Regions from separate parts of the Homo sapiens genome. Here regions 1 and 3 are each linked to region 2. The links are chromatin loops, found by intact Hi-C in ENCODE. Cell type or tissue: chondrocyte. All regions are shown on one strand. Each heading gives the region's core, and the rest is flanking DNA. Links, peaks and the distances in the headings are about the cores only. Region 1 holds the start of LOC105372452 (a long non-coding RNA gene). Region 2 holds the start of ZNF610 (zinc finger protein 610). Region 3 holds the start of ZNF766 (zinc finger protein 766).

Region 1 (9,978 bases), core at 2,843-7,842, 410 kb before region 2:
TGAGAGTGGACAAAGGAAATACTCCATTTCCTGGCGCTTGTTTTAACTGTGGGAAGCATGGTCATACTAAAAACAAATGTAGAAAAAATCAGCGAATCAGGCCACCAGATAGGGGAAAAAAGAAAACTGCAGATCCTGAAATATGTCCAAAATGTAAAAAAGGAAAACATTGGGCTAATCAGTGTCCCTCTAAGTTTCATAAAGATGGGAATACGATTTCGGGAAATGCCATGAGGGGCCTGTCCCGGGCCCCATTCTAAACGGGGGCATTTCCAGCTCAGACCATTCCCTCACCCCTGTACAATGTCTGTCCCCCGCCATAGCCGGTAGTGCCACAGTAGATTTATGCTGCATAAAAGCTGTGAGACTTCTACCTGGGGAACCCCCGCAAAAGGTCCCAACAGGAGTCTGTGGACCCTTGCCAGCGGGTACAATCGGATTACTTTTAGGAAAGTCTAGTTTAGGTTTAAAAGGGGTACAAATACATACAGGAGTCATTGATTCAGATTACAATAGGGAAATTCAAATTGTTATACCTACTTATGTTTCCTGGAAAGCAGAGCCAGGAGAGCCCATAGCACAGCTCCTGATTGTGCCATATGTGGAAATGGGAAAAAGTGAAATTAAACGAACAGGAGGATTTGGAAGCACAAATAAACAAGGCAAAGCAGCTTATTGGGTCAACCAAATTACTGATAAATGTCCTACCTGTGAAATAACTATTCAGGGAAAGAAATTTAAAGGTTTGGTAGATACAAGAGCGGACATTTCAATCATTTCTCTACAGCACTGGCCGTCCACGTGGCCAATTCAACCCACTCAATTTAACATAGTTGGAGTTGGTGAAGCCCCTGAAGTATATCAGAGTAGTTCTGTTTTGCCTTGTGAAGGGCCCGATGGACAACCCGAGACTATTCAACCAATTATAACTTCTGTATCTATAAATTTATGGGGAAGAGATTTATTACAACAATGCAGAGCCCAAGTTCTAATTCCAGAACAATTATATAGCCCTCAAAGTCAACATATGATGCATGAAATGGGGTATGTCCCTGGTATGGGACTACAAAAAAATTTGCAAGGTTTAAAAAGTTCCCGCCAAAGATTAGGAAATAATTTTTGATGGTGGCCATTGTTAAGCCTCCAGAACCTATACCTTTAAAATGGTTCACAGATAAGCCAATTTGGATAGAACAATGGCCACTAAGTAAAGAGAAACTGGAGGCTTTAGAGAAATTAGTTACTGAACAGATAGAAAATGGGCATATTGCTCCAACAGTTTCCCCTTGGAATTCTCCAGTTTTCATAATTAAGAAAAAATCAGGTAAATGGAGGATGTTAACTGACTTAAGAGCTATCAATTCAACTATATAACCTATGGGAGCATTACAGCAAGGATTGCTTTCTCTTACTAAAATTCCAAAAATTGGCCTTTAGTAGTCATAGATTTAAAAGACTGTTTCTTTACTATCCCCTTAGCTGAACAAGACTGTGAATGGTTTGCATTTACAATTCCTGCAGTAAACAACCTGCAGCCTGCTAAGCGTTTTCATTGTTTCACAGATGTGTCTAGTAATGGTAAAGCTTCTTAGTTTGGCTCAAAAAGTAAAGTTTTCAGACGCCCTATACTTCAGCTCAAAAAGCTGAGTAGCTGTAATTGAGTTATTGACTGCTTTTGATATACCTATTAATGTGATTTCTGATTCTTCATACGTGGTTCATTCCACACAGTTAATTGAAAATGCTCAATTACAATTTCATACAGATGAACAACTGATGACTTTATTTACCCAATTGCAAACAGCAGTTAGAAGTAGAATGCACCATTTTTGCATCACTCACATTTGGGCTCATACACCTCTTCTAGGACCTTTGACTGAAGGGAATCAAATGGCTGATCACTTAGTTGCTAATGCAATATCTAATGCTAGACATTTTGACCATTTAACCCACGTTAATGCCTCTGGTCTCAAATGCAGATACAGCATTACCTGGAAAGAAGCTAAAAATATTATCCACTGATGCCCAACTTGCCAAATGATACATTCCTCATCTTTTACAGGAGGAGTTAATCTTCAAGGATTGGAACCTAACTCGGTTTGGCAAATGGATGTCACACATGTTCCCTCGTTTGGGAGACTAGCTTATGTACATGTATGTGTGGGCACCTTTTCTCACTTTGTCTGGGCTTACATGCCAAACAGGAGAGTCTTCTGCCTGTGTTAAATGTCATCTTTTGCAGTGTTTTGTGGTGATGGGCATTCCCGCTTCTATAAAAACAGATAATGCCCCAGGCTATACTAGCCAAGTTCTAGCTACATTTTTCTCTATGAGGAATATTAAACACATTACTGGTATCCCGTACAATTCTCAAGGACAAGCCATAGTGGAAAGAATGAATCTCTCCCTAAAACAGCAGTTGCAAAAGCAGAAAGGGGGAGACAGAGAATATGGAACACCACAGGAGCAACTGAATCTGGCATTATTAACTTTAAATTTTTTGAGCCTGCCCAAAGGCCAGATGTTATCAGCAGCTGAACAGCATCTACAGAAACCAGCTGCAAAGACAGAAGCAGAAGAATGATTTGGCAGAGAGATCCAATAACAAAAATTTGGGAAATAGGTAAAATAATAACTTGGGGTAGAGGTTATGCTTGTGTTTCTCCAGGCCAAAATCATCAGTCAGTTTGGATACCATCAAGACACCTGAAATCTTGTCATGGGCCAGATGCCAAGGAAGAGATTCCGGGAGGATCCTGAGGACCCCCCCGGTTGCAGCCATGTCAAGGCTGGTGCCGAGGAGGACCCCAACTGTCACGAGCAACACCCATCGAATACAGCCACCGACCTGGAGACAGATCAAGAAGCTGTCACAGATCCAGGAAGACAACCTGAGGAAAGCAGGACAACCACTCACAGTGAATAATTTAATGGTAGCTATGATGGCAGTGATCACCATTTCTGTGAGTATTCCTTCAACAAAGGCTGACACAGAGAACAATTGTACTTATTAGGCATATTTATCAATCTTAGCTGGTAATAATGCCTGGATGTAAATCACTGTATGACACAGTTACACATGCTTTCTGATCTCAGTATTTACCATAATAAATCTGCTCCTGTAATTGAGGCATACAACCCCCAAAAACCTATTTGTAAACAGGATTGGACTCAGTTAGAAAAAATGAACGTATTTGTTTAGCAAGATTGCATTGCAGAACAGGCAGAGGTGCTGCACAATGATTCCCATGGAATCATTATTGACTGGTCCCCTAAGGGATATTTAGCTTGAATTGCACTTCTCAGTCTATGTGTCACGTTCACACTATGTTCAGCAGATCTGAACAAAATGGTCAGATGGTAGAAAAGATAAGTGAGGGGAAAAGAAAGAGAAATCAGACTGTTACTGTGTCTATGTAGAAAGAAGTAGACATAAGAGACTCCATTTTGTTCTGTACTAATAGAAATTCTTCTGTCTTGAGATGCTGTGAATCTGTAACCCTAGCTCCAACCCTGTGCTTGCAGAGACATGTGCTGTGTCAACTCAAGGTTTAATGGATTTAGGGCTGTGCAGGATGTGCTTTGTTTAAAAAGTGCTTAAAGGCAGTATGCTTGGTAAAAGTCATCCCCATTCTCTAATCTCAAATACCCAAGGACACAATACACTGCGGAAGGCCGCAGGGACCTCTGCCTCAGAAAACCAGGTATTGTCCAAGGTTTCTCCCCATGTGATAGCCTGAGATATTGTCTCATGGGAAGTGAAAGACCTGACTGTCCCCCAGCCTGACTCCCATAAAGGGTCTGTGCTGAAGAGGATTAATAAAAGAGGAAGGCCTCTGCAGTTAAGATAAGAGGAAGGCATCTGTCTCCTGCTCCTCCCTAAAAATAAAATGTCTTGGTGTAAAACCTGATCGTATGTTCTGTTTACTGAGATAAGAGAAAACCACCTTAGGGCTAGAGGTAAAACATGCTGGCAGCAATACTACCATTTAATGCACTGAAATGTTTGTGTACGTACACATCAAAACACAGCACCTTTCCTTAAACTTATTCATAACACAGAGATCTTTGTTCACATGTTTTCCTGCTGACCCTCTCCCCACTATTACCCTATTGTCCTGCCACATCCCCCTCTCTGAGACGGTAGAGATAATGATCAATAAATAGTGAGGAATCTCAGAGACCAGTGCCTGTGCAGGACCTCCATATGCTGAGCGCCGGTCCTTTCTCTATACTTTGTTCTTTCTCTATACTTTGTCTCTGTGTCTTATTTCTTTTCTCAGTCTCTCGTCCCACCTGACAAAAAAGACTCACAGGTGTAGAGGGGCTGGCCACCTTCACCTGGTGTCTAATGTGGGGCTTTTCTCTAGGGTAAACCTACGCTTGAGCGTGGTTATTGAGGACAAGTCAACGAGAGATTCCCAAGTACTTCTACGGTCAGCCTTGCGGTAAGCTCCTGAGCTCGAAAAAAGCCAGGGTAACAATGGGACAAGCTAAAAGTAAATATGCCTCTTATCTCAGCTTTATTAAAATTCTTTTAAGAAAAGGGGGAGTTAGAGTCTCTACAGAAAATCTAATCAAGCTATTTGAAACAATAGAACAATTCTGCCCATGGTTTCCAGAACAGGGAACTTTAGATCTAAAAGATTGGGAAAAAATTGGCAAAGAATTAAAACAGAGAAGTAGGGAGGGTAAAATCATCCCACTTATGGTATGGAATGATTGGGCCATTATTAAAGCAGCTTTAAAACCGTTTCAAACAGGAGAAGACAGCGTTTCAGTTTCTGATGGCCCTAAAAGCTATGTAATAGATTGTGAAGAAGAGACAGGGACAGAATCCCAGAAAGGAACGGAAAGTTCACATTGTAAATATGTAGCAGAGTCTGTAATGGGTCGGTCAAAGCAAAATGTTGACTACAATCAATTACAAGAGGTAATATATTCTGAAACATTAAAGTTAAAAGAAAAAGGTCCAGAATCATCGGGGTCATAGGGGCTAAAACCACGATGGCCACCTCCTCCTCAGCCAAGTGAGTGCTGGGGGAGGGAGCCTGAAACTAGGCTCACTGCAACTTGGCTCGCTGTGCCCATTATTGCCCAACTTACAGTTCATTATGGTGAAGGAGCAATTCAGACTTGCCTTGCAGCATCCTGTCTGAGTCAAACAGTGGCTGCTCCCTAAGGAAAATTTGGGGGCGCTACATAAAATAGTTAAAAAACTACTTAAAAAGGACACGTTTCACCCACTTTCTCTCCTTAGAATTCTCCTGTGTTTGTAATTCAGAAAAAATCCAGCAGATGGTGTATGTTAACTGACTTAAGAGCCGTAAATGCCATCATTCAACCCATGGGGCCTCTTCAACTCGGGTTGTCCTCTCTGGTCATGATCCCAAAAGACTGGCCTTTAATTATAATTGATCTAAAGGATTGCTTTTTTACCATTTTTCTGGTGGAGAAAGATTTTGAAAAATTTGCCTTTACTATACCAGCCATAAATTATAAGGAACCAGCCACCAGGTCTCAGTGGAAAGTGTTACCTCAGGGAATGCTTAATAGTCCAACTATTTGTCAGACTTTCGTAGGTCAAGCTCTTCAACCAGTTAGAGATAAGTTTTCAGACTGTTATATCATTCATTATGTTGATGATATTTTGTGTGCTGCAGAAACAAGAGACAAATTAACTGACTGTTACACATTTCTGCAAGCAGAGGTTGCCAACGCAAGACTGGCAATAGCATCTGATAAGATTCAAACCTCTACTCCTTTTCATTATTTAGAGATGCAGATAGAAAATAGAAAAATTAAGCCACAAAAAGTAGAAATAAGAAAAGACACATTAAAAACATTAAATGACTTTCAAAACTTGCTAGGAGATATTAATTACATTCAGCCAACTCTAGGCATTCCTACTTATGCCATGTCAAATTTGTTCTCTATCTTAAGAGGGGACCCAGACTTAAATAGTAAAAGAATATTAACCCCAGAGGCAACAAAAAAAATTAAGTTAGTAAAAGAAAAAAATCAGTCAGCACAAAGGTCCCTTAACCCCACTCCAACTTTTGATTTTTGCTACTGCACATTCTCCAACAGACATCATTGTTCAAAATACTGATCTTGTGGAGTGGTCATTCCTTCCTCACAGTACAATTAAGACTTTTACATTGTTCTTGGATCAAATAGCTACATTAATTGGTCAGGCAAGATTACAAATAATAAAATTGTGTGAAAATGACGCAGACAAAATAGTTGTTCCTTTAAACAAGGAACAGGTTAGACAAGCCTTTATCAATTCTGATGCATGGCAGATTGGTCTTACTAATTTTGTGGGAATTATTGATAATCATTACCCAAAAACAAAAATCTTCCAGTTTTTAAAATTGACTACTTGGATTTTACCTAAAATTACCAGACATAAACCTTTGGAAAATGCTCTGACAGTGTTTACTGATGCTTCCAGCAATAGAAAAGCAGCTTACACAGGGCCAAAACAGCGAGTCATCAAAACTCAATATCAATCGGCTCAAAGAGCAGAGTTGGTTGCAGTCATTACAGTGTTATAAGACTTTGATCAACCTATTAATATTGTATCAGATTCTGCATATGTAGCGCAGGCTACAAGGGATGTTGAGACAGCTCTAATTAAATATAGCATAGATGATCAGTTAAACGAGCTGTTCAGTTTATTACAACAAACTGAAAAAAAAATTTCCCATTTCATATTACTCATATTTTAGCACACACTAATTTACCAGGGCCTTTAGCTAAAGCAAATGAACAAGCTGACTTACTGGTACCATCTGCATTCATAAAAGCACAAGAACTTCATGCTTTGACTCATGTAAATGCAGCAGGATTAAAAAACAAATTTGATGTCACATGAAAACAGGCAAAAGATATTGTACAACATTGCACCCAGTGTCAAGTCCTACACCTGCCCACTCAAGAGGCAGGAGTTAATCCCAGAAGTCTATGTCCTAATGCATTATGGCAAATAGATGTCACACATGTACCTTCATTTAAAAGATTATGATGTGTCCGTGTAACAGTTGGTACTTATTCACATTTCATGTGGGCAACTTGCCAGACAGGAGAAAGTACTTCCCATGTGAAAAAACATTTATTATCTTGTTTTGCTGTCATGGGAGTTCCAGAAAAAAATCAAAACTGACAATGCACCTGGATACTATAGTAAAGCTTTCCAAAAATTCTGAAATCAGTAGAAAATTACACACAAAACAGGAATTCCCTATAATTCCCAAGGACAGGCCATAGTTAAAAAAACTAATAGAACACTCAAAACTCAGTTAAAGAGAAGGGGGAGACAGTAAGGAGTGTACCACTCCTCAGATGCAACTTAATCTAGCACTCTATACTTTAAATGTTTTAAACACTTATAGAAATCAGACTACTACCTCTGCAAAACAACATCTTACTGGTAAAAAGAACAGCCTACGTGAAGGAAAACTGATTTGATAAAAAGACAACAACAATAAGACATGAGAAATAGGGAAGGTGGTAACGTGGGGGAGAGGTTTTGCTTGTGTTTCACCAGGAGAAAATCAGCTTCCTGTTTAGATACCCACTAGACATTTAAAGTTCTACAATGAACCCATTAGAGATGCAAACAAACAAAAAAAAAAGCGCCTCCACAGAGACGGAAACACCGCAATCGAGCACCATTGACTCACAAGATAAACAAAATGGTGATGTCAAAAAAACAGATGAAGTTGCCATCCACCACGAAGGCGGAGCTGCCAACTTGGGCACAATTTAAAAGCTGACACAGTTAGCTTAAAAAAGCCTAGAGAACACAAAGGTGACACAAACTCCAGAGAACACGCTGCTTGCAGCTTTGATGATTGTATCAACGGTGGTAAGTCTCCCCACGCCTGCAGGAGCAGCTGCAGCTAATTATACCTACTGGGCCTATGTGCCTTTCCCGCCCTTAATTCGGGCAGTCTCATGGATGGATAATCCTATTGAAGTATACGTTAATAATAGTGTATGGGTACCTGGCCCCACAGATGATCGTTGCCCTGCCAAACCTGAGGAAGAAGGAATGATGATAAATATTTCCACTGGGTATCATTATCCTCCTATTTGCCTCGGGAGAGCACCAGGATGTTTAATGCCTGCAGTCAAAAATTGGTTGGTAGAAGTACCTACTGTCGGTACCACCAGTAGATTCACTAATCACGCGGTAAGTGGAATGTCACTCAGGCCACAGGTAAATTATTTACAAGACTTTTCTTATCAAAGATCATTAAAATTTAGGCCTAAAGGAAAGCCTTACCCCCAAAAAATCCCAAAGGATCAAAAGACACAAAAGTTTTAGTTTGGGAAGAATGTGTGGCCAATAGTGCGGTGATATTACAAAATGATAAATTCGGAACTATTATAGATTGGGCACCTCGAGGTCAATTCTACCACAATTGCACAGGACAAACTCAGTCATGTCCCAGTGCAGAAGTGAGTCCAGCTGTTAACAGTGACTTAACAAAAAGTTTAGCCAAACATAAGCACAAAAAATTGCCGTCTTTCTACCCTTGGGAATGGGGAGAAAAAAAAATCTCTACTCCAAGAACAAAGATAATAAGTTCTGTTTCTGGTCCTGAACATCCAAAATTATAGAGTCTTACTGTGGCCTCATACCGCATTAAAATTTGGTCTGGAAATCAAGCTATAGAAACAAGAGATCGTAAGCCATTTTATACTATCGACCTAAATTCCAGTCTAACAGTTCCTTTGCAAAGTTGTGTAAAGCCCCCTTATATGCTAGTTGTAGGAAATATAGTTATTAAACCAGACTCCCTTGTTGCCCATGTTGGTCTCAAACTTCTGGGCTCAAATGACCTGCCTGCCTCAACTTCCCAAAGTGCTGGGATTACCCAGCTGGGCCACGACTCCCGTCTGATCTTGCAATTTTCCAGAGGAGGAAGACCAAGGCAGCCTATTGGCCCTTCCAGGCCATCTCGTGGGAGTCAGCCACACCTATTTTCTACTCACCTCAGAGCTTCTCAGGATAACTTGGTGAAATGTCTCCCGTTGTGAGCCTCAGTGAGCCCCCCTTAACATAGAGGTGAGGAATAAGACTGGAAAAGCTCAGTCACAGTGACAGTGACCCCTGAAATGACTGGCAAAATACAGTGTGTGGCTTTTCTTCTCGAGAGGTTAGTGCTCAGTTTGTTTGTTTGTTTGTTTGTTTGTTTTTGAGACTGACTCTCGCCCTGTGGCCCAGGCTGGAGTGCAGTGGTGCGATCTCGGCTCACTGCAACCTCCACCTCCCGGGTTCAAGCGATTCTCCTGCCTCAGCCTCTCGAATAGCTGGGATCAGAGTTGGTTTTCAATATTCTTTTGGGTTGTGGGAGAAAAATGTTTGAAGACCTTGTCCCTATGGATCTGTGCCCCCAGGACCTCTCTGACCTCATCTATCTGTGCCCTCCTTTCTTCCACTGCTCCACCCACACGGGCCACTTTCCTCTTCCTGGGGCTGAGATTGCTCCTGTCTCAGGGCCTTTGCTTGAGCTGTCCCTCTGCCTAGGACTCTCTGTCCCCTCAGCTGCAAGTGACAAGCATCATTTCTTCCCTAGGTGTTTGTTCTGGTATCACCTTCTGTGTGGAAACCTTTGTGATCTCACACAGATCCGCATTTGACATTGCAGCTGTGAGCCCAGGACTTCTCAGACAGATCTCAGTTAATTTAGAAAGTTTATTTCACCAAGGTTGAGGACACACCCGTGGCACAGCCTCAGGAATTCCTGATGACATGTGCCCCAGGTGGACGGGGCACAGCTTAATTTTATACACTTTAGGGAGACACCAGTCAATATAGTAACAAGTACGTTGGTTTGGTCTGGAAAGGCAGGACAACTTTAAACAAAGCCAGGGAGACTTGAACTTGAAGCAGGGAGGGGGCTTCCAGGTCACAGATAAGTGAGGCACAAATGGTTGCGATCTTTTGAGGTTCTTTTTTTCTTT
Region 2 (9,978 bases), core at 3,054-8,053:
AAATAATTAATTAAAAATAAATTTAGGGGCCACGCACGGTGGCTCATGCCTATAAACCCAGCACTTTGGGAGGCCGAGGCGGGCAGATTACAAGGTCAAGAGATCGAGACAATCTTGGCCAACATGGTGAAACCCCGTCTCTACTAAAAATACAAAAATTAGCCACGCATGGTGGCGTGTGCTTGTAATCCCAGCTACTCAGGAGGCTGAGGCAGAAGAATCGCTTGAATCCGGGAGGCAGAGGTTGCAGTGAGCCGAGATCGTGCCACTGCACTCCAGCCTGATGACAAAGCGAGACTCTGTCTCAAAAAAAATAAAAATAAAAAATAAAACTTTTTAAAAATAAAAATAAATTTAGAAACAGGTCGCAGGAGCAATGGAATGGGTGGATGCGATAACTTGATTGGATGGAGTCAACCAAGAACTAGGGGCAAGAATTGAAGAGAGAATATAAACAAGATTTTAGTGTACTGTGATCTTAAATAGAGCATGCAAGAGGGGTACTTACTGCAGGGAGAAATGTAGTAAATACAGTATTTTTTGTTTTAAAGATTGAAAAATGGAACGAAAAGGCTTTAGTGAGTGAGTATGTGAGTGTGTGTGTTTCAGTGGACAACACCTCCATTTCAGTATGCTGACCAAAATAATTCCCTAGGCCAGGAGCAGTGGCTCCCGCCTGTAATCCCAGCATTTTGGGAGGCCAAGGCGGGCAGATCACCTGAGGTCAGGAGTCCGAGACCAGCCTGGCCAACATGGTGAAACCCCGTCTCTACTAAAAATACACAAATTAGCCAGGCGTGGTGGCGTGTGCCTGTAGTCCCAGCTACTTGAGAGGCTGAGGCAGGAGAATCGCTTGAACCCGGGAGGCAGGGGTTGTAGTGAGTGGAGATTGCGCCATTACATTCCAGCCTGGGTGACACAGTGAGACTCCGTCTCAAATAATAATAATAATAATAATAATAATTTCCTAGACAAAAAAATTAACGACACCATAGAGGAGGGATGTCATTCCACTCTGAGACTGTAAGTGGGGCTGGCACATGGTGTACAGTCTCAGGATCAGCAGCAGCCAGGAGCAGGGACAGATCATTCCATCACTATTGAGTAGACATCACAGGCCCTGAGACTGGTGGGCCAAGTCTCTTCCCTTTACTGTTTGAGGTAAGGAAAAAAGATAACTGTTTTTACTACACTCAAATTCAGCACAGAATACTATGCCGCCCATCACCAAAATGTGTGTTTTCCCCCATGTTTGAGACGGAGTTTCACTGTCGCCCAGGCTGGAGTGCAGTGGCGCGGTCTTAGCTCACCACAACCTCTGCCTCCAGGGTTCAAGCAATTCCCTGCCTCAGCCTCCTGAGTAGCTGGGATTACAGGCACAAGCCACTACGCCCAGCTAATTTTTTATTTTTCACCACGTTGGCCAGGCTAGTCTCGAACTCCTGACCTCAAGTGATCTGCCTGAGTCAGCCTCCCAAAGTGTTAGGATTACAGGCTTAAGCCAACGCGTCTGGCCCGTGCTGACCAGTTCTGTGGCACGCTCGCAGCTGTGTGTCCCACAGGTTAACTCAACTTTGCTACTGTCTACTTGGAGATAGGCACAGATTCCACGGGTTAAAGGTGCAGTCCCACAAGGCTGCCCCTCAGTTTAGATGCAGATAAAAAGCATGGTTTCCAGCCAGGATCGGTGGCTCACGCCTGTAATCCCAGCACTTTGGGAGGCCAAGGCGGGTGGATCACCTGAGGTCGGGAGTTCAAGACCAGCCTGACCAACATGGAGAAACCCCATCTCTATTAAAAATACAAGAGTAGCCAGGCATGGTGACGGGCACCTGTAATCCCAGCTACTGGAGAGGCTGAGGCAAGAGAATCACTTGAACCCAGGAGGCAATGGTTGTGGTGTGTGGGGATAAGAAAGAGAAATCAGACTGTTACTGTGTCTATGTAGAAAGAAGTAGACATAAGAGACTCCATTTTGTTCTGTACTAAGAGAAATTCTTCTGCCTTGAGATGCTGTGAATCTGTAACCCTAGCCCCAACCCTGTGCCCGCAGAAACACGTGCTGTGTTGACTCAAGGTTTAATGGATTTAGGGCTGTGCAGGATGTGCTTTGTTAAAAAGCGCTTGCAGGCAGTATGCTTGGTAAAAGTCATCGCCATTCTCCAGTCTCGAGTACCCAGGGACACAATACACTGTGGAAGGCCGCAGGGAACTCTGCCTAGGAAAACCAGGTATTGTCCAAGGTTTCTCCCCATGTGATAGCCTGAGATATGGCCTCATGGGAAGGGAAAGACCTGACCATCCCCCAGCCTGGAACCCATAAAGGGTCTGTGCTGAGGATTAGTGAAAGAGGAAGGCCTCTTTGCAGTTAAGATAAGAGGAAGGCATCTGTCTCCTGCTTGTCCTTGGGCAATAGAATGTCTAGGTGTAAAACCTGATTGTATGTTCTATTTACTGAGATAGGAGAAAACCGCCTTAGGGCTGGAGGTGAGACATGCTGGCAGCAATACTGCTCTTTACTGCACCAAGATGTTTGTATACATGCACATCAAGGCACAGCACGTTTCCTTATTTATGACAGAGATCTTGGTTCGTATGTTTTCCTGCTGACCCTCTCCCCACTATTACCTTTGTCCTGCCACATCCCCCTCTCCGAGATGGTAGAGATAGTGATCAATAAATACTGAGGGAACTCAGAGACCGGGCCGGCGCGGGTCCTCCGTATGCTGAGCGCCGGTCCCCTGGGCCCACTTTTCTTTCTCTGTACTTTGCTCTGTGTCTCTTTCTTTTTCTGAGTGTTTCATTCCACCTGACGAGAAACACCCACAGGTGTGGAGGGGCAGGCCACCCCTTCAGTGGTGAGCCAATATCGCGCCAGTGCACACCAGCCAGGGCAACAAGACCGAAACTCCGTCTCAAAGAAAAAAAAACATGTTTACTAAGAGCCCCTCCTTTTTTTTTGAGACAGAGTCTCACTGTTGCCCAGGCTGCAGTGGTGCGATCTTGGCCCACTGCAACCTCCACCTCTTGGGATCAAGAGATTCTTGTGTCTCAGCCAAGCAGCTGGGATTACAGGCACACGCCACCATGCGCAGCTAATTTTTGTATTTTCAGTAGAGATGGGGTTTCACCTTGTTGGCCACGCTGGTCTTGAACTCCTGACCTTAAGTGGATCTGCCCACCTTGGCTTCCCAAAGTGCTGGGATTAGAAGCAAGAGCCACTGCGCCTGGTCCAAAAGCCCCTCATTTTGATTAGTTTGCTAGGAAGGCTCTTCCATCTGGCTGTTCATCTGTATCCTTTGTAATATGGTTTGTAACAAATGGGTGAAACTAAGCAAAAAGTTTCCCTGAGTTCTGTGAACCACTCTAGCAAATTCACAAAATGTGAGGAAAGGGTCATGGGAACCCCCGGTTCATAGTTGGTTGGTCACAAGGTTCAAGTCCCAACCCAGGACTTGCAAGTGGCACCTGAAGTGGGAGCATGCCTGTGGAACTGAGCTCTCAACCTGTAGAATCTGAGGCTAACTCCACATAGATAGTGTTAGTGTGAAATTGAGTTAAATTACACAACACCCAGGTGGTGTCTGATGAACTGCTTGTGGGTGGGAAGTAATCCCCAACACATTTTGGTGACCAGAGATGTGGCATTCTGTGTTGGGTGTTCACTATTGTGTTGATTGTAAGCGTAGGAAAAACGCTTTGGTTTTTCCTCCTGTCTTACCCACTCACCCACACCCGAATGAGGCAAGTCACTGCCCTCTGGCTGAACAGGGATTGTGAATGGAAGCTAACTTGTGATGTCAAGAATTATAAAATGCACTTCCCTTATAGGCAGGAACTTTGCAAGTCTCATCTTCATCTGTACTTTTGAAATAAATTTTGTGCTTATTAGATTACAATTAGAGAAATCAGTATATCACAATTTGATCATAATAGTCCATCAACTCATCGCTCATCTGCACTCAGGTTCCCCCTCTTTTGTCATTAGTATGTTTCCCTCCCTCATTCTGTACAGCTCTCTCATTCTTACCTTCTTTCTCCTGCTTTTTTTCACTTCATTTTTCCCATAAGAATTGGCTTATTTTTCTGCCCCTCTCCTCTCCTGCTGTTTCTCCCCCTCTTCCCTCTATTCCTTCTCTTCCATTTGTTCTGCTCCATTCTGGCAATTTGTTTTACCCCTTGTTCCTCTTTGTGTCCAATTTTTGATTGTCCCCAATTTCCATTCTGCCTGTTTCTTGCCCTCCCTATCTCTGCTTCCTCTCTGTTCTCCCTGTTAAATTTCCTCTTCCCTGCTACACTCTCTTGTCCCCACTCTCTGGCCCCCCCGGATCCCAGGCCTCCCCATGCTGTGGTTCTCCCTCTGCTCTCCTTGTCATCAGCTGCCCCCTCTTGCTGTCCCAGCACCATGCTGCTCTGTCTGCCCTGGCTCCAAATCCCTCCTCCTCTCCCCTACTCTGTCTGAGGAGCCTCCCCCTTTCTGCCCCTCTCCCAATCTTGCTTCATCTTCATCTCTCTGGAGACCCAGCTTTTCTCTACATTTCTCCAGTTACTTTTCTCCCCCTGCTACATTCTCGGCTTCATTCACTGTCTCTGTAAATCTCTCAGCTACTCTCTGCCGTCTGCTTATGGATCTCCCTCATGCTTCTTTTTCAAAATTTTTCTATTTCCTGCCACTCTTTCACCATCTTTCCCCACACATCCATAGGCAGGGGAGTACAATAAGGTGCCCACCTCCGCCAAGAGCACATTTTTAGTGGGATGGAATTTGGGACGAAGAATCCTGAATGTCCTAAGACAGAAGAAGTCACGTCCCCACACCCGGGGGTCGGGAGTAGCGATGGCTGCGAAGGGGAGGCCTGGGGAGTAGGAAGGCCCGGATCAAGGAGGAAAAGGGTGGGGCTGAATTATTAGAAGTGTGGGGTCTCAAGGGTCCCAGGACCCAGTACAGGACGCGGCCTCCCCCGCCGGGACTGGGGCTGCGGCGCTGCGCTTCAGGGGCCGGGGGCGAGGTTGGGAGGCTCCCCGGGCGGGAATCCACCTTGCGGTAAGGACTTTTAAAAGCGCGGGGCAGGACGTTGGGTCAGTAAAGAGTTTTAAGCGGAAAGGAGTCTCGAAAATCCGTGTTTACCTGGCCCAAGGCAGAACGAGCGGGGACAGGACCCGTCGCCGAGCGATTTTAACACACAGGGAAGCGAGCGCCGGACTCTCACGGAGACGCCTGAATTTACACGGGGTGGAGGGAGCGGTGCGGGGATTTCAAGGTCTGTGTTGACTCTCAGATCCCGGGTACAGAAGCGCGGGGGAGCTGGGAAGCCCAGATTGAATCTAAACAAAGGGAAACTGACGCGCTGCGGTGTGACCTTCTACCCACGCGATCCGCTTCCGGGTCTGCAAAAAACTGCGCGCGCGCAGCATAGAGAGCGGACCGGGACGGGACGGGGCGGGGCTTCCCTAGGCCACGCCTCCAGTGCCTCTGTTTTCCGGGTTTTGCTGGCAGTGAGGCTGGAGCAGCTCAGCCCTCTGCAAACTGGGATCCTGCCGGAGCAAAGCAACGTCAGTTGAGGATTAGATCCAGGAAATTTCCTGCTATTAAAATCAATTTTAAGCCGGCCGTGGTGGCAGGCACCTGTAGTCCCAGCGACTAGAGAGGCTGAGGCTGGAGGATCGCTTCAGCCCAGGAGTTCGAGTCTACACTGAGCTATCATGGCCACTGCACTCCAGCCTGGGCGTAGTGTAGACCCAGTGCTATACTCAGTGTAGACTCTGTCCTAAAATAAATAAGTAAATAAAAACTAATTTTAACAATTTAATTTAAAAGGCCTGGAATTCTGTGTGAAGGCGATGCAAGTTAAAATGTGAAATGCAAAGCCCTGCCTGGGTAGCATGTGCAATTTCATGCTGACGGCCCACAGAACATAATAGAAATCTTCTCCCTTTCCATCATCATCTCTGATCTCCAGCACGGGAGAAAGATGTAGGCTGGGAGGTTAAGCCCGTCTAGTGTTTTCACGTTCTTCTGCCTGCTTTTATTCTGACTGTGCTGGCAGCTGATTAGATTGTGCCCACCCAAATTGAGGTGGGTCTGCCTTTCCCAGTCCACTGAGTCATCTCTAGAGTGCTCATCTCTAGAGAGTTTCCGAGGGACAACGCCAAGCGCGTTGGAGGGTTAAGGCCAACCTGGGAATCCGTATTTACCTGGCCCAAGGCAGAACGAACGGGGCATCTCCGTGAGAGTCTGGCGGTCGCTTCCCTGTGTGTTAAAAACGCTACAGGCACATGCCACCATACCCATCGTTCGGCGATGGGTCCTGTCCCCGGAGGGATGTTAGGCCACCACCAACTGCTTTTTTTTCTTGAGACGGAGTCTCGCTCTGTCACCCAGGCTCACTGCAAGCTCCGCCTCCTGGGTTCACGCCATTCTCCTGCCTCAGCCTCCTGAGTAGCTGGGACCACAGGCACCCACCACCACGCCCGCCTAATTTTTTGTATTTTTAGTAGAGATGGGGTTTCACCGTGTTAGCCAGGATGGTCTCGATCTCCTGACCTCGTGATCCACACCCCCCCCCCACGCCCCGGCCCCCAAAGTGCTGGGATTACAGGGGTGAGCCACTGCACCCGGCCCAACTGTTGCTTTTAAAAAAACCAATAACTTTAAAAAATAGATGTAAATTACATTGTGTGTGTGTGTGTGTGTGTGTTTGTTTTTGAGACAGAGTCTTGCTCTGTCACCCAGGCTGGAGTGCAGTGACACGGTTTCAGCTCACTGTAGCCTCTGCCTCCCCGGTTCAAGCGACTCTCCAGCCTCAGCCTCCCAAGTAGCTGGGGCTACAGGCTTGCACCACAGTGCTTGGCTAATTTTTGTATTTTTAGTACAGACACGGTTTCACCATGTTGGACAGGCTGGTCTCAAACTCCTGACCTCAGGTGATTCTCCTGCCTGAAAGATTGGTGCAATTTCTCTGTTAAATCATCTTATATGTTTCATCTTACATTCTGTTTAGATTTTCTGTCTCTACTACTGTCAAAATTGGTAGAGTACATTTTCCTAGAAAATTTGTTTCATCTGTGTTTCCAGTCAATATTCATTTAATTTTATAAATTACTTTATTTTATTTTATTTTTGAGACAAAGTCTCACTCCAATACCCATGCTGGAGTGCAGTGGCGCAATCTCAGCTCACTGCAACCTCCAACTCCCGGGTTCAACCAATTCTCCTGCCTCAGCCTCCCGAGTAGCTGGGACTACAGGCACGTGCCACCATGCCTGGCTAAGTTTTGTATTTTTAGTAGAGACGGGATTTCACTAAGTTGGTCAGGCTGGTCTTGAACTTCTGACCTCGTGATCCACCTGCCTTGGCCTCCCAAAGTGCTGGGATTACAGGCGTGAGCCACCAAGCCCGGCCTAAATTAGTTATTTAAAAAACTAATACACTTTATTTTAGAAGATTTATAGATTTATATTTAAAAAATTCAAAAAAGGTAGACAAGTTCCATATACCCTGACCCGTTTTCCCTATTATTAACATCTTATACTAGTTTTGTATGGGTTTTACAGTTTATAAACCATTGTTGATATACTACCATCAACTTATTCATAATTTATTCTGATTTCTTTGGTTTTAACTCATGTTCTTTTCTGCAGGGAGCTGAAGGCCTGTGGGATGTGACCAAGTTTATGGAGTTTAATCTGGCAAACAGTCTTGAAAACAGTGACTCCATAGCTGGAGAACTCAATTTAGGACTCTTTTAGCAAGCACAAATCAAAGACTATCTGTAATCAGTAGGTTAAGACAGTCATTCATGCATAAGTTTTTCACTACACTTACATACAACTTTTCTTCACTTTCTGAGAAGGGCACAGCATTTTTACCTTTTAATTTAACAAATACCATTTAATTAGGTTTAAAGTTCTCCTTTAAAGAGTAATGTGTGGTTTTACATGCCTAGCTTTTAATTACTCTTTAACTAATTCATGGGCCCTCTGTAATCTCTCTCCCTTCAGAGGTTACTATTTTACTTAAATTGAATTTGGAAAGCTACGTCAGGGATAGAAGAGAGGTAACAACAGTGACCATTATTAGAAAGCAGGTTTTTCAAATTCTTACATTTTACTTAAATCTTAGCAGAGAATCATAGCCTGGGACGTAACACATGAAATTTTGCTACGGGCTGCCCACAGAGCCAGAGGGCAGCGGTGCAGGTCCTGGGAGGCAGCCATGTTGTACTTTCTTAGGCTTTGCCTGTGTCTGCGCCGGTCCCTCCCTCCTTTGCCAGGGGGATGTTGCCAGCCTGGGCAGGCCTTGTCGGCTTGGTTACCGGGAGCTTTTCTGCTGCTGAGCCTTTTCTTCCACCTACTGCCTGCTTGGCTGCGCAGTTTCGGCTTCTAATGCGTTTTTTCTTATCTTTTTATAAACATACACCTGATTGCCTTGCCGATTTTGCATTACTGAGCAGGTTAAGAGCTCTCCTTCTAATGTTGCCTGCTTAACACAGGGACTGATAGCTGTAGTGTATCCTCTGTCCTTTGTCCTATCTATTGGAAGAGGAGGCTTAGGTAAGACTTCCATTTCCTCTTTGTTATTTTGGCCTGATGATACTGGGGCTGAGGGAAGAGGAGGTGATAAGGCAAGTGATGTTTTCTCCTCCTTCCTCTTTTTAGGCTCTTCTGTGTGTAACTGAGCAAAGGCTGATCTAATTAAAGCCCGTAACATTAAAGATTTTATTGGACCTGATGCCTTTGCGCCTGATGTTAAGATTTCTCCTCACTTGTTCTCAGAGTTCTACGTCTAGCATTCCTTCCTCCAGGAACCATGGGCTTTGTACTCCGTTATTGACCACACTAGTTTTTAATTCCTTCAACAACTTAAATTCTAGTGGGGTGTGTTCATGAATAAACTGCTGTGGATTATATGGATCAGGTCTTACGGAAATAGGAAAAGTGCAAGGTCCTAAGGGCTCTCCAGCTATGACAGCAGAGCATAAAATTCTTTGTATTAGGGTCTCTTATTTCTGCCACCGAAGGTGGTGGTACAAATGTTTCTGCAATTGGAGGAGGCTGTATAGCCCAATTTTTATCCTCCTTCTCCTGTTTTTTATTTTCAGTTGGAGCTGTGGGTAGAGCAACATATTCTTTCAGATTTTTAGATTCAGCTTGCTGTCCCACAGAATAAGAAGATGATAATGGCAGAAATACAGTACAAACTGAACTCCAAGTGGAAAAAACTGAAGAATCAACTTTAAAACCTTTTTGATGAGCCTGTTTCAATCCATCTCCTGCTCTATCCCAGTTTTCCACATCAAGAGTGCTTGCCTATGGAAACCATGGGTTACGCATAATAGCTTTTTGGGGCTTCTGCAGGAGGTTAGTTAGTGTCTGCAAATTAACCTGAGCTCCAGACTGTCTCAACAGAACTTTACAACTGCAAATAATGTTTCTTCAATAGACAAATTATTCCCCTTGTTACCCTGATTCAGAAAACTTCCCATTCCCAGTACTTCTTTAAAGCACTGCTCCCAGTACCTCTTTAGGGCACTGACCTTATATCCGCTGCCGGCAGACTCGTCCCGGGGTCCTTGTTCACCTTGTCAATTTCAGTTCCTCTGCTCCAGCAGACCTTCTTCGTTTATGTCCTCATAGTCCCGAGTTTGGATGCCACTGTCGCTGTTCAGGGTGCCACTTCGTGATGCCACTTATAAAGCACCCAATTCTGTCCCTGTTCAGGCGCCACTTGTAACCCACATGGACCTAGGGGGATTGAACAAAGGGGGCAAATGTGGAAATAAAAGACAAGAGAGTATATTTGCCTCTAGTGGACAAGGGCTCTGAGCTTTACACAGCCCTCCATATTTATTAGGCAAAAGAGAGAGCGAGAAAGGCAGGGTGATTGTCAGGTAATTGTCAGTCAGCCGTTTGGTTCACAGCAGGCTTGCAAGACTGCATCCTTTGAATAATAGGTGCTAGATTTCTCATTAGATAACT
Region 3 (9,978 bases), core at 1,422-6,421, 66 kb after region 2:
CCCAGCACACCCCCACCTTCTGGCTCTGCTCTACCCTTGGGTCTTGTTACCAGGATTTACGTAGTGGACAGCAAAAGAGCAGAAAGAAACATCCAGAGCAGGCAATGTGGACCACAGTAGGGGTAAGGGTGTAGCTGGAGTGTTAAATGTAGGGTGGAGAGGAACACAGAACCCTCCATGAAGAAGGTAATATCAGAACAAAGACCTGGGGAAGAAAAGGTGTTTGCACCTGCAGCTGACAGGCTAGAGATGTCCAGGCAGAGGGACAGCCCAGGTGGAAGCCCTGAGGCAGGAGCAACCCTGGCCCCAGGAAAGAGGTCTGTGTGGCTGCGGCAGAGGGAACGAGGGGGACACAGGGAGGAGATGAGCTCAGAGAGGTCCTGGGATGCAGATCACACAGGGATGAGGCCACCAACATTTCTCTCCCATACCTCCAAAGAATTTCAGAAACAACAAATTTCCTCATCTGTTTTAGTAACTATGTAATTATTTATGTTATAAATTAATGTACTTATAGGCTGGGCATGGTGGCTCATGCCTGTAATCCCAGCACTTTGGGAGGCCAAGGCGGGCAGATCACAAGGTCAAGAGATCGAGACCATCCTGGCCAGCATGATGAAACCCCATCTCTACTAAAAATGCAAACAATTAGTTGGGCGTGATGGTGCACGCCTGTAGTCCCAGCTACTTGGGAGGCTGAGACAGGAGAATTGCTTGAACCCGGGAGGCAGAGGTTATGGTGAGCCAAGATCACACCACTGCACTCCAGCCTGGTGACACAGCAAGACTCCGTCTCGAAAAAAAAATATATTAATGTATTTACAATGTAACATCTTACATATTTTGAACATATGACAAGTTCAGCTAAGCCCCAGGAAGTACAGGGTCACCCTCATCTGAGATGTGCAGGACTGCAGGGGAATGCATTTGGGGGAGTTCAGAAAGTGGCACATACGAAGGTGGAGATGCCTGTTAGATGTCCCAGCAGAGAAGTGAGGGGACAACTGAACACAGGTTTCTAGACCTCAGGGCAGAGGTCTGCAGGGCACATGGAGACAGGTAGATGGGGTTCAAAGCCATGAGATGAGATGATAAGGAAGGGTAGTGTGTGTGAAAAGAGATGAGAAGAGTTTTGAGATCCAAGCCTATTCAACATAGGGAAACCCAGTCTGTACTAAAAAATAAAAAAATTACTCAGGTGTGGTGGTATGCACCTAGAGTCCCAGCTACTTGGGAGGCTGAGGCAGGAGGACCTCCTGAGCCCGGGAGTTCAAGGCTGCAGGGAGCTATGATTGCACCACTGCACTCCAGTCTGGGTGACAGACTGAGACCGTGTCTTAAAAACAAAAACAAAAATGAAAAAGACCTAAATCATGGGACACTCCCACATTCAGAGAAGACAGCTTCAGGAGACACCAGCAGAGGAAACTGGTAACACAAAAATCTGAAACAAAGTAATTAAACTTAGAGATGTCTTCAAAGCTAAGAAAAAAGAACAGGGAATGATCAGCTGTGCAACATGTTGCTAAGACGAAAAGATGAGGATAGGAAATTCAAAATTGGACTTCGAAACACAGAGATCACTGGTACCTCTGGGAAAAAAGGATCAAAGGAATGGTGGAGGTGAAAGCTTAATTGGAAGGGGGTAAATCAAGAACTGGAGGCAAGACTGAAGACAGAAATATAAACAAGATTTTAGTGTACTGTGTTCTCAAATGGAGCGTTGAAGAGGGGTACTCACTACAGGGAGAGATGTAATTAATAGAATATTTTTTATTTTAATCATGGAGGAGTGGCAAGAAAATGAAGGCTTCATCTGTGCTTTTTTTTTTTTTTTTTTTTTGAGACAGTCTCACTCTTGTCACCCAGGCTGGAGTGCGGTGGCATGATCTCAGCTCACTACAACCTCCATCTCGGCTCACTGCAACCTCCACCTCCTGGGTTCAAGTGACTCTCCTGCCTCAGCCTCCGGAGTAACTGGGAATACAGGTACGTGTCACCACACCCAGCTAATTTTTGTATTTTTAGTAGACATGGGGTTTCACCGTGCTGGCCAGGCTGGTCTGGAACTCCTGGCCATAAGTGATCCACCCGCCTTGGCCTCCCAAAGTGCTGGGATTACAGGCGTGAGCCATCGCACCCAGCCAGTGTGTCTGTGTGTGTTTTCATGGACAATACCTCCATGTGGGTGCACTAACCAAAGTAATCCCTTGAAGTAAATATTGGTGATGCCAGAGGAAGGATGTCACACTGTCCTGAGACTGTGAGTAGGGCTGGCACCTGGTGCACAATCGCAGGGTCAGCAACAGCCAGGGGGAGGGACAGACCATTCCCAGTTACTACTGAGTAGAGATCACAGGCCCTGAGACAGGTGGGTGGGCCGGTTGGAGATCTCTTCCCTTTACTGGTTGAGATGGAAATGTGCACGTGTTTTTCCGCATACTGACCAGTTCTCTGGCACACTCCCAGCTGGATGACCCACAATTTAACTCAATTTTGATAGTATCTACCTGGAGATAGAATCAGATCCCAGTTAAGGACTCAGTCCCACAAGACTGCCCCTCACCTCAGATATGGATAAAATTAACGGTTTCCAAAACACACTCCTCTATTTTGATTTGCTAGGATGGCTCTTCCACCTGTATCCTTTGTAATAACCTTTATAACTGATAGTAAACCTAAGTAAAATTTTCTCTGAGTTCTGGGAACCATTCCAGCAAATTAATAAAATGTGAGGAGGCCGGGCAAGGTGGCTCAAGCCTGTTATCCCAGCACTATGGGAGGCCGAGGTGGGCAGATCACCTGAGGTCTCAGGAGTTCACGACCCGTCAGGCCAACACGGTGAAACCCTGTCTCTACTAAAAATACAAAATTGGCCAGGCGAGCTGGCGGGCGCCTGTAGTCCCAGCTACTCGGGTGGCTGAGGCAGGAGAATCGCTTGAACTCAGGAGGCTAAGGTTGCAGTGAGCCGAGATTTTGAGCCCCTCTCCTCTCCCGCAGTTTCTCCCCTTCTTCCCTCTATTCCTTCTTTTCCACTTCATCTGCTCCATCTTGCAATTTTTTTCCTCTTGTTGCTCTTTCTCTCCAATCTTTTGATTGTCTCCAATCTCCATATATTTCTGCCTCTTTCTTCTCCCATCTGTGCTCCTCCTGTTAAATTCCCTCTTCTCTGTCACGCCCCCTTGTCCCTACTGTCTGGCAACCCCAGATCTCTGGGGTGGTTCTCCCTTTGCCCTCCTTGTCACCGGCTGCCCCCTCTTGCTGTGCCAGCACCACGCTGCTCGGTCTGCCCTGGCTCCAAATCCCTCCTCCTCTCCCCAACTTTGTCTGAGGAGCCTCCCGCTTTGCTGCCCCTCTCCCTACCTTGCTGTCCTTCATCTGTCTAGAAATAGAACTTTTCTCTACATTTCTCGAGTTGCTTTTCTCTCCCTGCTACTTCCTGGGGTGCTTCTTTCACTTTGCAAATCTCTCACCCTCCCTCTGCGTTGCCGTCTTGTTATGGATCTTCCTCATTATTTTCTCTCTAAATTTTTCTGTTTCCTCTACCTCGCTCTCCATCTCTCTTTCACTTCACATTCACAGGGAGGGGACTGGAATAAAATACCCACCTCCTCAAGAGCACAGTTTCCAATGGGAGGAATTTGGGACGGAAGAACACTGGGTGCCCTGAGATAGGTCCCGGCCACCTCCCCCAACACAGGATCCGGAGAAGCCGTGACTGCGAAAAGGCCTGGGGACAGAAGGGAACGGCCCAAGGAGGACTACGGCGGCAGGCAGATCAGGGGTGGGGTCTGCAGAATCCCCAGACCAGGCAGAGGACGCGGCCCCTCCCGAATGGCGGCTGCGGCGCTGCGCCCCAGGGGCCGACAAGGACGAGGCTTGGGACCCGGAGGGCGTGGATCCGCCTCGCAGGCGGGGACTTTACGTGGCGCGGGGCTGGCGGAGGGGTCACTGAAGGGTTTTAAGCAGGAAAACGGCGCGAAAGCAGCTGCCTACGCAGCCCTACGGCAGAACGACCGGAGACAGAACCAGCCCTAGGGCGATTTTAACACTCTGACGGGACGCATGAATTTACTCGGGGTGGAGAGAGCGGTGCGGGGATTTCAAGGTCTGTACCGCCCCCCACATCCCGGGTACAGAAGCGTGAGGGCACCGCTAAGCGAACACTTAATCTAAACAAAGGAAAACTCACGCGCCGCAGTTGCGCCATATCTCCACGCCATCCACTTCCGGGTCTGCAGGCGGCTGCGCGCGAACGGAGAGGCCGGGCCGGGGCGTGGCCAGCGACGTGGCGGGCGGGGCCTGAATACTTATTGGACGGGGCCTGCACTTCCCTCCTCCTATCTCTGGGCGTGTCTCGGTTTTCCGCGTTTTGCAAGCCACACTTGCCAGTCAGGCTGGAGCCGCTCCACGGTTTGTGACCTGGGATCTCACTAGGAGGGTCAACGTCTGTTGTTTGGATCCAGGAAAGTTCCCACAATTAAAATTAAGGAATTCAATTAAAATTTAGAAATTTAATTGAAAATCCCTTAAATTGTCTGTGAAAGGAATGCAAACTAAAATACAATATGCAAACTCAACCTGTGCAGAATGTGTAATTTCACGCTGACGCCCCACAGAATAGCATAGAAATCCTCTCCATTTCTATTCCCCATTCACTCTGGAGTAGAGAGTTCCAAAGAGTTTCCTGGGCCACATCTGGGGCGTGGAGTGCTAAGGCCGGTGAGAAGTCAGGTCACCAGCTATTGCTTTTAAAAAAGCAATAGAGGCCGGGCACGGTTGCTCACGCCTGTAATCCCAGCACTTTGGGAGGCCGAGGCGGTCGTATCACTGGAGGTCAGGAGTTCGACACCAGCCTGACCAAAATGGAGAAACCCCGTCTCTACTAAAAATACAAAAATTAGCCGGGCGTGATGGCACACGCCTATAATCCCAGCTACTTGGGAGGCTGAGGCTTAGGTCAATATTTTCTAAAAATACTGTAATTTCAGATTCACTTTAGGTGCATTCTGAAAGTAATAAGTAAACATACTTTTTATTTTAAAAATTATAATCTCTTAAATCTTGTTTGTTTTCTCTTCTTCAATGTACTGGCCCCTGTAGATAACAAAGCCCTTAAAATAGTCTTCAGAAGACAATTGTATTTATTGATCTAAAGAATAACTCTGCAGTAATTCTAAGTGTATTTGGTAGGCCGATTATTCTTTTATAGAACCCTGATAGAAGTAAAACTAGATTATCAAATTTTAAATAGCCTTACGTCTGCCGGCAATAATTTTATGGCAATATTTTTGAATTAACAGGTACTAATAAGTATGCTTTTCTCTGATATCTCACCCCCCCAACTTTTTTTTTCTTAAGACAGAGTCTAACTCTGTCATCCAAGCTGGAGTGCAATGGCACGATCTCAGCTCACTGCAACCTCCACCTCCTGGGTTCAAGCAATTCTCCTGCCTCAGGCTCTCGAGTAGCTGGGATTACAGGCGCGTGCCACCACGCCTGGCTAATTTTTGGATTTTTAGTAGAGATGGGGTTTTGCCATGTTGGCCAGGGTGGTCTCAAACTCCTGACCTCAGGTGATCATCTGCCCACCTTGGCCTGCAGAGTGCTGGGATTACAGGCGTGAGCCACCGCACCCGGCCTTATATCCCTATTTTTGGATCCCTTCATCCATCTTGAAGTATGATCATGTTTAGATATGAAAATGAACATATTTAAAATATTAGCAGGTTAAAATGAGGATATAGTGATATGTCACAAAGATGGATACGAGATGACATATCAGCATTTTTTATTTTTATTTTTTTCAGTTGGAGTCTCGCTCTGTTGCCCAGGCTGGTGTGCTGTGGCATGGCCTCCACTCACTGCAACCTCTGCCTCCCGGGTTCAAGCAATTCTCCTGCCTCAGCCTCCCGAGTAGCTGAGATTACAGGCGCCTGCCACCATGCCCAGCTAATTTTTTGTATTTTTAGTAGAGACGGGGTTTCACCATGTTGGCCAGGCTGGTCTCGAACTCCCGACTTCGTGATCCGCCCACCTTGGCCTCCCAAAGCACTGGGATTACAGGCGCGAGCCACCGCACCCGGCCCATATCAGCATATTTTACTTCGATTATTATTATTATTTTTTAGAGACAGGGTCTAACTGTGTTTTCCAGGCTGCATATGTACTCCTGGGCTCAAGACATCCTCTTGCCTCAGCCACTTAAGTAGCTAGGACTCCAGGCACACTCCATGGTGGCCTAGGTCAGCATTATTTTTTGAAGATGCAGTATCTGGGATAGATTTTGGGATCTGTACAAGATAGATGTCTATATTACACAATATTGCTAAATAGCTATGTTGCCACGAAACAACTTTTAGCATTGACTTTTATGATCTGAAGCAAAGAAATGAGTTGATTGCAGAGCTTTTCATGAAACTAAAAAGTAGAGGATAAGCTGATTATAGCTTAAAGTTATAAACCCATTATGTATATGGGGAGTTTGTTGCTTCTAAAATTTTCAAGGGATCAGCATGGACATTTTTGGTTTTTGTTTTTTTTTGACAGGATCTCGCTCTGTCACCCAGGCTGGAGTGCAGTGGCACAATCTCGGCTCACTGCAACCTCCGCCTCCCAGGTTCAAGTGATTCTCCTGCCTCAGCCTTCTGAGTAGCTGGGATTACAGGCGCGTGCCACCACACTCAGCTAAGTTTTTGTATTTTTAGCAGAGATAGGGTTTCACCATGTTGACCAGGCTGGTCCCAAACTCCTGACCTCAAGTGATCCTCCTACCTCGGCCTCCCAAAGTGGGATTACAGGTGTGAGCCACTGCACCTGGCCAACAATTTTATTGATGAATAAACATTTAACAGGAATATCATACGCAATAGAGGCAATCCGTTAGGAGATAGGAAAAAGAATAATTTCTATACAACCCATTATAGACTGGTTTTTGAGATAAGCACTGATTAGCCTCAAAAACTTGATTGCGCTATTGCTTATACATTGTTCATCCTGACCTTACATGGTAATTGGGGAGACCATCTATGTTAGCCAATTAGCTTTATTCAGAAGCAGGGGGGAAAACCCTAACTTATATGTTTACAACAGGTGGTAGTTTTACAAAATGGAGCCAGGTACCCACTGTAGATAGGCTCCTACCAACCCACAGAAACAGAGAGATACAGGTGCTATCTCTAGTGATGTTGACATTTGAAAGAGATGTCTCCCAAGTCCTTGAGAAAGATATCCCTAGGTCATTATGCTGACAAAAGGTTTATTTAGTTTCTAAAAATAAACATTTCGGGAGAAAGTACTCACAAGTTTTCTAAGGTAAATATTCTGACAAAAAGAGGAGGAAGAGAAATGCCTTGCCATATTTTCAAAGGAGGAATGCAGGCTCTCATTTTTATTTCGTATTTATCCCTATAAGGCATGCATAGAATATTCACCAGTGACCTTAATATTGGCCAAAAGAAAATTTCAGCTAATTCAAAAAATTAGGCAGGGCACTGTGGCTCACGCCTGTAATCCCATACTTTGGGAGGCCAAGGCAGGTGGATCACCTGAGGTCAGGAGTTCAAGACCACCATGGTGAAACCCCATCTCTACAAAAAATACAAAAATTAGCCAGGCGTGGTGGCGTGCGCCTGTAATCCCAGCTACTAGGGAGGCTGAGGCAGGAGAATCCCTTGAACCCAGGAGGCAGAGGTTGCAGTGAGCTGAGAACATACCATTGCACCCCAGCCTGGGCGACAGAATGGGATTCTGTCTCAAAAAAAAAAAGAAAAAAGAAAAAAGAAAATGACAGGAAATATTAAGTGTGGCAAGGTTGTGAATAAACCAAGAACTCATGCGCTGCTGGTGGGTGCTGAAATGGATACAAACATTTTGGAAAACTGTTTGGTAGCAGCTACATAAGCCTACCAGATGTCAATTTATGCTTCAATAATTTCACTTCTATGAATTTATCCATCACAAATTCATATATATATCAACAAAAGATAAGTTACATAGTTTATATAGGTAGGACTATTCATTGCTCATAAAAGCCACAAACTCAAAATTACCACATGGCCTTTAACAATAGTATGACTCAACCGGGCGCGGTGGCTCATGCCTGTAATCTCAGCACTTTGGGAGGCCAAGGTGGGCGGATCACTTGAGGTCAGGAGTTCGACACCAGCCTGGCCAACATGGTGAAAACCCATCTCTACCAAAAACACACAAAAAAATTAGCTGGGTGTTGTGGCGGGTGCCTGTAATCCCAGCTACTCAGGAGGCTGAGGCAGGAGAATCACTTGAACCCGGGAGGCGGAGGTTGCAGTGAGCCGAGATCACGCCATTGCCCTTCAGCATGGGTGACAAGAGCAAGACTCTATCTCAAAAACAAACAAACAAAAGTAAAAAACAAACAAAAAAATAGTATGACTCGATCATCTGATTATTCATACAATGGAATCATAGGAAGCAATGCTAATGAGTACCATTAATAGAATGCAATAATTAAGGTATGGTCACACACAAAAATTCTAATGGAATAGATATAAAAGCTAAATATAAAAGAATTCATGTTGATTCCATTTATATAAAGTAGCAAACAGGCCAAAATAATTTAATCCTTTAAATACTGGAAGAGATGTAAACCAAAATCTCAAGAGTTACACTCCTGCAAATAGAAACAACAGAATTATACTGTTGTAGGTAGTGACTTAGAGTGCAAAGAAGGAGCTTCTTGTGAACTCTTGTGAACAGAACAGTGTTCTGTTTTTGTATCTATGTATTACATAAAGAGCTATGTTTGTTTGCAAAATTCCAATGAGCTGTGATTTATAACCTGTGATGGCTCTTTAATTTGATAAAAATACATAAGACCAAAAGGAGTTAAAATAATTTTGGTGGGGGTAGGGAATATTGGTGCTAAGGTCATGAATGAGCTTCCACTTGTGTCTGTACAGGAGAAAACTTATAGAGCCACAGGCACAGATTAAGAAACACAGGAAATATTAGGGAATAATAACAATGTTGTAGATATTGACCCTCTGATTTGATTTTGTCATGAATACAGCAGAAAAGTATCCTATCTTGTTTTCTTTGTGATGTTTTTGCTGCTATATCTGGCAATTATAAACATGGGAAAAATCCTTTTTTTTTTTTTTATTTTGAGATAGTCTCACTCTGTCACCCAGGCTGGAGTGCAGTGCCACGATCTCGGCGCACTACAACCTACACCTCCCGGGTTCAAGTAATTCCTGTGTCTCAGCCTCCCAGGTAGTTGGGATTACAGGCCTGCACCACCACGCCTGGTTAATTTTCATATTTTTAGTAGAGATGGGGTTTCGCCATGTGGGCCAGGCTGGTCTCCAGCTCCTGGCCTCAAGTGATCTGCCTACCTCGGCCTCCCAAAGTGCTGGGGTTACAGGTGTGAGACACTGCACCCGGCTGGAAAAAATCGTATTTATCAATGTATCAGGGTCCAGCAGAGAAAAATGGAAAGCCCAATATACATTGGATAATTCATTTTAAATTCTACACACCTGTAGTTCCTGGGGCTTATCATGATGGCTTGAAACACTGCAGACACAGGTGGTGCCAACGGTCATACCCTACCAACTCTGTGAGGACAGAAACAAATTGGAATCTGAAATCATTTAGGAAGTTATATCACCTAAAATCTGCCATTGACTTGGTGCTGCATACAGAGGTGTGTCTTGGGGACACCTTTAAACAGAATGAGCAAGAAGTGGCTATAATCAGGTGTTTCTGATTCAAATCTGTGGACCTCAATCTGCACCCTGCTAAATAAAAGAAGGCACAATGGTAAGGAAGACAGAAATTTTTCAGGATTCCAACAATATTCTGTGATAAATAGACCATTCCTCCTATCCCTGGAGGCCACTCTGCCAGTTCCTAGTGATTGACATTCGTCTTGAGAGCCAGAAGATCCTGCAGAAAACACGAGGTGTAGATTGCATTAATGACATAACTGAAAAACAG

Evidence for each region. A loop is a pair of places that touch in the nucleus more often than their neighbours do. Peaks named below come from ENCODE experiments on the same cell type or tissue, not always from the same donor. Only the 100,000 strongest peaks of a DNase experiment are listed, where the experiment ranks them.
Region 1: it touches region 2 in a loop (2.9-fold over the local background); 17 of 110 quality-filtered maps call a loop at or near these places.
Region 3: a loop joins it to region 2, with 3 times the contacts of the local background. A loop is called at or near these places in 4 of 110 quality-filtered maps.

The regions. Positions count from the first base shown.
Region 1 is chr19:52,743,855-52,753,832 of GRCh38, reverse strand. LOC105372452 (a long non-coding RNA gene) reads right to left here and starts at 9,093. Exons shown (of 2, transcript XR_936060.3): 1 at 9,007-9,093. In chondrocyte, for the core only: CTCF peaks have their summits at 5,106 and 5,305; no DNase peak of the experiment used is centred there.
Region 2 is chr19:52,331,657-52,341,634 of GRCh38, reverse strand. ZNF610 (zinc finger protein 610) reads right to left here and starts at 5,392. Exons shown (of 6, transcript NM_001161425.2): 1 at 5,129-5,392. RefSeq lists an enhancer at 3,108-3,608. In chondrocyte, for the core only: a CTCF peak has its summit at 5,023; a DNase peak (open chromatin) is centred at 5,304.
Region 3 is chr19:52,263,846-52,273,823 of GRCh38, reverse strand. ZNF766 (zinc finger protein 766) reads right to left here and starts at 4,237. Exons shown (of 4, transcript NM_001010851.3): 1 at 4,193-4,237. The coding sequence starts at 4,210. It overlaps LOC124904763 (a long non-coding RNA gene), which reads left to right. Exons shown (of 4, transcript XR_007067331.1): 3 at 1,851-1,989; 4 at 3,583-4,580. It also overlaps the pseudogene VN1R100P. RefSeq lists enhancers at 3,231-3,300, 3,734-4,028, 3,951-4,496 and a silencer at 4,211-4,440. In chondrocyte, for the core only: CTCF peaks have their summits at 3,354 and 4,017; DNase peaks (open chromatin) are centred at 3,903 and 4,293.